Linked DNA regions of Homo sapiens: region 1 is linked to region 2. A link is a loop called in an ENCODE intact Hi-C map of the cell type or tissue named here. Cell type or tissue: heart left ventricle. All regions are shown on one strand. Each heading gives the region's core, and the rest is flanking DNA. Links, peaks and the distances in the headings are about the cores only.

Region 1 (2,901 bases), core at 183-2,682, 98 kb before region 2:
AGCCTCCCGGGCGTCACTGAAGACCATGGCGCCCCAGAGTCAGGGACTCTGACCCTGAGCCAGTCTGGCCTGGGCGGTTCCTCAGACTCCACCAGTGTCCCTCACACAGGTAAATCCCAGGTGGTGGCTGGAGGAGTCTTTGACCCCAGAACCTGGCCAGTGTGTTGGGGGCGGTTTAAAGGACCCAGGTACAAAGAGCACCCATCAGCACCCAGGCTATCACAGAGCTGGCCCTGGGTGGCACAGGTGACTGGGGCCCTCACTCCTGCTCCTCCACAGTGCTAGGTTGGGATGGCTGAGGCCCAGAGTCAGCAGTGCCATGCCCAAGACCAGACCTGCTTTCCCCAAAATGGCTGTGTGGCCCTGGGACCCTGGGTCACTTCTCTGGGCCAGAGAGATGTTTGGTGGCAATGTCCCATGCCCGGGCAGTGTCTGCCACCATGGCCAATGAGGCTGCATGCAGCACGGGAAACCTGGCAAGGTCCTGGCCTGCTCAAGTTCCCCTTCCTCCAGGAAGCCTTCCAGAAACCCAGACAATTCTTGAGGCTCTATTTTCTTCCCCCAGAATGGGGTCTCCTGGAGGGTAGGACCCCAGGATGCAGAGCCCCACATGCTCAGGAAACAGAGACCCACTATGACCCACTCTTCCGAGCCACCTGCCAACAATTCACCTGAACTAAAGCTGTGCAAAGGCAGGAGGGTAGTGTGGGGGCCTCCAACAGGGATGGCTCGGAGCTCCCCAAGGCAGGGGCTGCACTTCCGGTTGTCTGGGTCAGAGTGGGGTCAGCAGCCAGCAGTTCTTTCCTTGCAATGGGTGCACAGCCCAGGGGCTATCTGGGACCAACATCTTTTGGATTGTGTTGCTGTGAGATGGGGACGGGACAGGCAGAAGTCCCGGGTGTCATGAAGGAAACTTGAGGTGTGGGAGAGGGCCTGGAACCCTGACTCTGCCCAGATGTGCTGTGGGACCTTGGGCAAAAGCCCGCGTTCTTGTGATATTCCCGACCCAAACCCAAGCGAGGGGAGTAGAGGGCAGGCAGGAGGCTCCCAGTCCCCCTGGGGCCACCACTGTCCCCCAGCCCCGAGCAGAGGCATCTTCTGTCTGGGCCCCGTGAGTAAACCGCATGTGGCACTGCGGGCACACACCCAGCAAGCCTCCAGGAAGCACTCTTGGATTCCTGCCCAGGGCTATATTTTTAAAAACAAATAAAAATAAAGCGTCGCTTACGTTTTTGAGAACCTCAGAGAAGGGCAGGGCGGGTCTTCCCAAGAGTCAGTCACCACAAGAGGAAGTAGAGTAACAAGCAAAGAGGGAAGCCCTGAGGCAAAGTGCCACAGCTGCCCACGTGGGTCTGCCTCCGGGAGCGCTCTCTGGGACAGTGCTCAGGCCTCCTTCCACCTCCTCCAGGCAGCCTTCCGTGGCTGCCCCACTTCTAGCACTCTATAGCTACAGGTCCCAGGCTGCTTCCCACACAGACCTGTCCTCCCCAGGGAGGTGGTGAACTTCCTGGGGACTCCTATGCCATCCTGGGCTCCTAGGGCAGGCACAATGGGCTGCACAGCAGCCCCTGAAGTCGACTGTTCCCTGCAGGGGCTCCTGGTGTACCCACAGCCCTCGGGAAGAGGTGAGGGCGTCATCCATCCACCCACGTGGCCACCTCAGCCCCGAGTCCTCACCCCTTCTCCAGCCACACCCCAGGCCTCACTGAGCAGCCTTAGGTCCTTGCTATTCTGAGACCTGCACCCCTAGCTCACTGTGCCCCCTCACCCAGCCCTGCCCCTTCTGGGCACCCTGAGGTCCCTACCCTCACCTCTCAGAGCAAGCAACCTGTCTGAGACCTCACAGCCAGGAGTAAGACAAACCCTGCCCCTGCCCCGGGAGCCTGCGGTCCAGAGGGGAGGCAGACAATGAGCTAGGCAGGGATTCTCCACGGGGCAGGTGTGGGAGGGGAGGACGAAGGGGCTATGGGGTGGGCTCGGGGCAGACATCTCACAAGTCAGGCAGCTTCACAGAGCCTCAGTTTACCCCTGGCCTTTGGATGGCCTTCCAGATACAGCAGTCAACTCCCTGTTCCACCAGCCCTTAAATACTGCTCCCCCTCCCCAAGTCCTTCACACCCAACCACCTGCTACACCCAACCAATCTTTGGGCTAGCAGTGCCCCCAGCCCCTGACTCTCACACCCCTCTCTGCCTCAGTGTCCGCTTGCTGCAGGCATCGGGCCATGGACACGCACCCCGTCCCCAGGCATAGCTGATGCCCCGCACTTGGCCGCCCCAGGGTTCCTGCCACGTCTTTCCCCACCTCTGCTGGTCCGGCGATCACACCACAGGCCCCTCCCGACCTCGCCCGGGCTGTTCCCTGGGGCCCCGGTTTGCACCTGCACCCCTGCCCTGCATGCTCAGACCAAATCCCCTCCAAGCCAGCTGCACAGGGACCCCTCCCAGGTTTCCATCTGACTCCAGCGGGGTGTCTGTCAGGCTCCATACCCTCACCACGTCCAGCCACCCACCTATGGCCCTCAGGCATCTCCACACCCAACCCGTCCAATGCAGCCACATCCACCACACCTTCACTGCCCTCCACGTTCCCCACCCGGGGGGTGGGCATGGTGACCCCTCTTTACCCCTCACAGCCCTGTCACTAAGTCCTGGGGGTTCAGCTTCTCACACCTCTGAACGTGTCCCCTCTGCCCAGTCCAGGCTGTGTACCTAGGGTCTGCGGTCACCCGGGTAGTACCTCCTTCCCTGTCCAGTGTTCCCCACACCGGGCAATAACCCGAGCCCTGCCACGGCAGCCTGTCTCCACATCTGCAGAACTGGATGGTGCACCCAGACACGGGGGCAGGGCTGTTGCTGGTCCACATTCTACATAGTAGCACCCTCCACACAGTGGACAATG
Region 2 (2,901 bases), core at 225-2,724:
ACTGAGTGGGTGGCATCCCAGTGGCAGAGACAGGAAGGGGCAGGGGACTGACCAGGAAACAGATGTCTACACTGTGAATGAGTGAGAACAGCCAGGGAGAGCACAAGAGGCTTGGGGTGGAACTGCAGAGCAAAGAGGAGGCGATGAGCTTGGCCAGCGAAGGTCTGAGAAGACTGCCTGGAGGAGGGAGCTGTAAAGCTAATGACTGTGGGAACAAAACATGCACAAGGTGTTCACCATAACAGCAATAGCCACGGTAACGTGCTGCAATACAGCACTAATGGGGTGCAATGTCTCCCACTTTCCCCCCATCCTACTAAAGGGAACCTTCACGTTTAAAAAATCGTTCTTTATGCATATTTGGATTAAACCCCTCCAGGGACTTTCTACTGACTTCAAATAACATCTGCTCTGGCCTGCAAGGCCCCCATCCTCTGTCCCTTGTCTTATCTCAGACCTATTCTCTACCACTTCCTCCTCCTGTTTTCCTGGAACTCCTGGTCTTCTTTCTGTTGCACAAAAAGGCCAGATCAATGCTCACCTCGGGGCCTTTGCAATCGCTATTTCTGCACCAGGAATGATCCCTCCGCCCCGGTCTTTCCTTGCACTTCTTCAGTCTCAGCTCAAACGTCACCTCCACACAGAGGCCTTCCTTGAACACCCCCCAGAGTTGCTGCCCACTCCCAGCCATGGCCACTGCGTTGAATTGCCCTTTTAACTTTGCTTCACAGTTCTTAACACTATAGGACATTTTCTAGTGCAGCCACATCTTTGCCTGTGACACTTTGCCTAGTGACTGTCTATCCCCCTTGGTTGTAAACTTGCCAGGACAGAGACCATGCACCTCTGATGGCTGTATCTCGGGGTGCGGTGACCGGCACACAGTTACCTCTTAAGGAGAACTTATTGCAGTTGAAATCATTCTAAGCCATGCCCTAACTTCCTGGTTTTCAGCTCAGTGTAGCAGCCAGACTCCAGACAGCAGACAGAATCCACACAGTAATCTGATCAAGGCAAGTTGATAGATTATTGATTATAACGGGGCTCTGCAGTAATGAGGGACTGGGCAGTAAGGAGTGAAGGGAACTTGAAAGAACCTAGCGGTTGCAGGCATAAGGAGCAGTTGCTACCCCAGTTCTGAGATACAGCAGCCAAGGAAGACCCTCCCCCGACCAGGGCTCAGTGGGGAGGGCACAGCTGTGGCTTAGTGGATGTGGCTGTGGGCTGCACCAACAGAGCTTGCTGGAAATCCACCCTTTAGGGTGCTGGGGAGGCTGTTCATGAGGAGATATCTGCTACAAACCCACCCTAGAGAGAGCAGAGGGAAGCTGCCAACTGCGTTCACCGCACTGCTGGAGAGGCCGCCCACACTGCAGGAGTCTGCCCAGCCACCGCCCAGTACCAGGAGGGAAAATCCCTGCCTCCTGTCCTGTCTCTCCAGCGCCCTCTGCTGACAAAGCTTAATGTGGTGTCGACAGGCAAAGAAAATCACAAAGGCACCAGCTCATTTTTTAATACAACAGCCAATGCAGGGCAGATTCGGAGCTGGGAGACAATAAATTGATAACTGGCACGGTCCACCCCTTTGGCTACTCACCTTCCATGTGTACTACACACATTTGGACTCCTGTACAGCAGCAAAACATCTTTATATCTCCACCTAACAAGATGCAGCTACAGATCTTACCCATGACAGTTTCTGCCCTCTCTCTGAAACGAGGAGACATGCAGTCCAGCAGCCAGTGTTTCTGTCACTGACTATGTGAATTACTCCTCAAATTCATTTGCATTTCCACTAAATATTTTATTACCTACACACTAAACTGTGAAGTTAACTTCCAACAGTTTGGATATAAAATAAAAATGGAAAGGAGGGGAAGAAAATAATTAGTCTAGGCTGGGTGTGGTGGCTCACGCCTGTAATCCCAGCACTTTGGGAGGCTGGACCAGGTGGATCACTTGAGCCCAGGAGTTCAAGCCCAGCCTGGGCAACATAAGAAGACCCCACCTCTACATAAAGTTTAAAAAATTAGCCAGGCATGGTGGGTACTTGCCTGTGGTCCCAGCTACTTGGGAGGCTGAGGTGGGAGGATCACTTGAGCCTGGGAGGTTGAGGCTGTAGTGAGCGGTAATCACGCCACTGCACTCCAGCCTGGGCAACAAAGTGAGGCCCTGTTTCAAAAAAAATGATTAGCCTCTACAGATAAGTATGTACATAAAACAAACAAGTAGAAAATAGCTACTATGGGACTCATTTCTGTAAGGTAGTTGTGAGGTTAGAATTGATATCAATGGCTTCCTTCTTCAACTACCCATTCTACACTTCCCCTGTCCTTAGCCAGAACCTCAGCTGGCCTCTAACTAGTGGAGTGAGCCTAGTCTCCCTTCATGAAGGCTGTGAGTCCTCTGTCACCATGCACGTTTTTGGTTGCTGTACTTTTCCATTAACCATTTGCTAGGATCTGAATGTTTGCAAAATCCATACTTTAAAATCCAAAACCCCTACTAGGTGATGGTATTAGGAGGTGGGGCCTTTGAGAGGTGAGCGCTCCTCACGGGTATTAGTGCCCTTACAAATGAAATCCGGAGAGCTAGTTTCCCACTCCCACCACGTGAGGATACAGCAAGAAGATGTTGTCTAGGAGGAATCAGATCTTTACCAAACACCAAATCTGCCAGTCCCTTGATCTTGTACTTATCAGCCTCTAGAGCAATGGGAAATACATTTCTGTTATTTATAAGACACTTAGTTTATGGTATTTTGTTATAGCAGCCAAGATGGGCTAAGACAGAAAATTGTTATGGAGAAGTAGAGGTGCTGCTGTAACACATACCTAAAAATGTGGAAGTGGCTTTGAAACTGGGTAATGGGTACAGACTGCCAAGAGTTTTGAGGTGCAT

The links. Hi-C counts contacts between places; a loop is a spot of excess contacts. Peaks named below come from ENCODE experiments on the same cell type or tissue, not always from the same donor. Only the 100,000 strongest peaks of a DNase experiment are listed, where the experiment ranks them.
Region 1: a loop joins it to region 2, with 6 times the contacts of the local background. A loop is called at or near these places in 17 of 110 quality-filtered maps.

The regions. Positions count from the first base shown.
Region 1 is chr14:100,546,826-100,549,726 of GRCh38, forward strand. The region is part of intron 2 of BEGAIN (brain enriched guanylate kinase associated); the gene reads right to left. Among named protein-coding and RNA genes, the nearest start is that of BEGAIN, 39 kb to the right of the region's middle. RefSeq lists an enhancer at 104-233. In heart left ventricle, for the core only: no CTCF peak of the experiment used is centred there; a DNase peak (open chromatin) is centred at 1,326.
Region 2 is chr14:100,644,468-100,647,368 of GRCh38, forward strand. No RefSeq gene overlaps it. Among named protein-coding and RNA genes, the nearest start is that of LINC00523, 11 kb to the right of the region's middle. RefSeq lists an enhancer at 708-1,208. In heart left ventricle, for the core only: a CTCF peak has its summit at 1,446 (motif pointing left); a DNase peak (open chromatin) is centred at 1,414.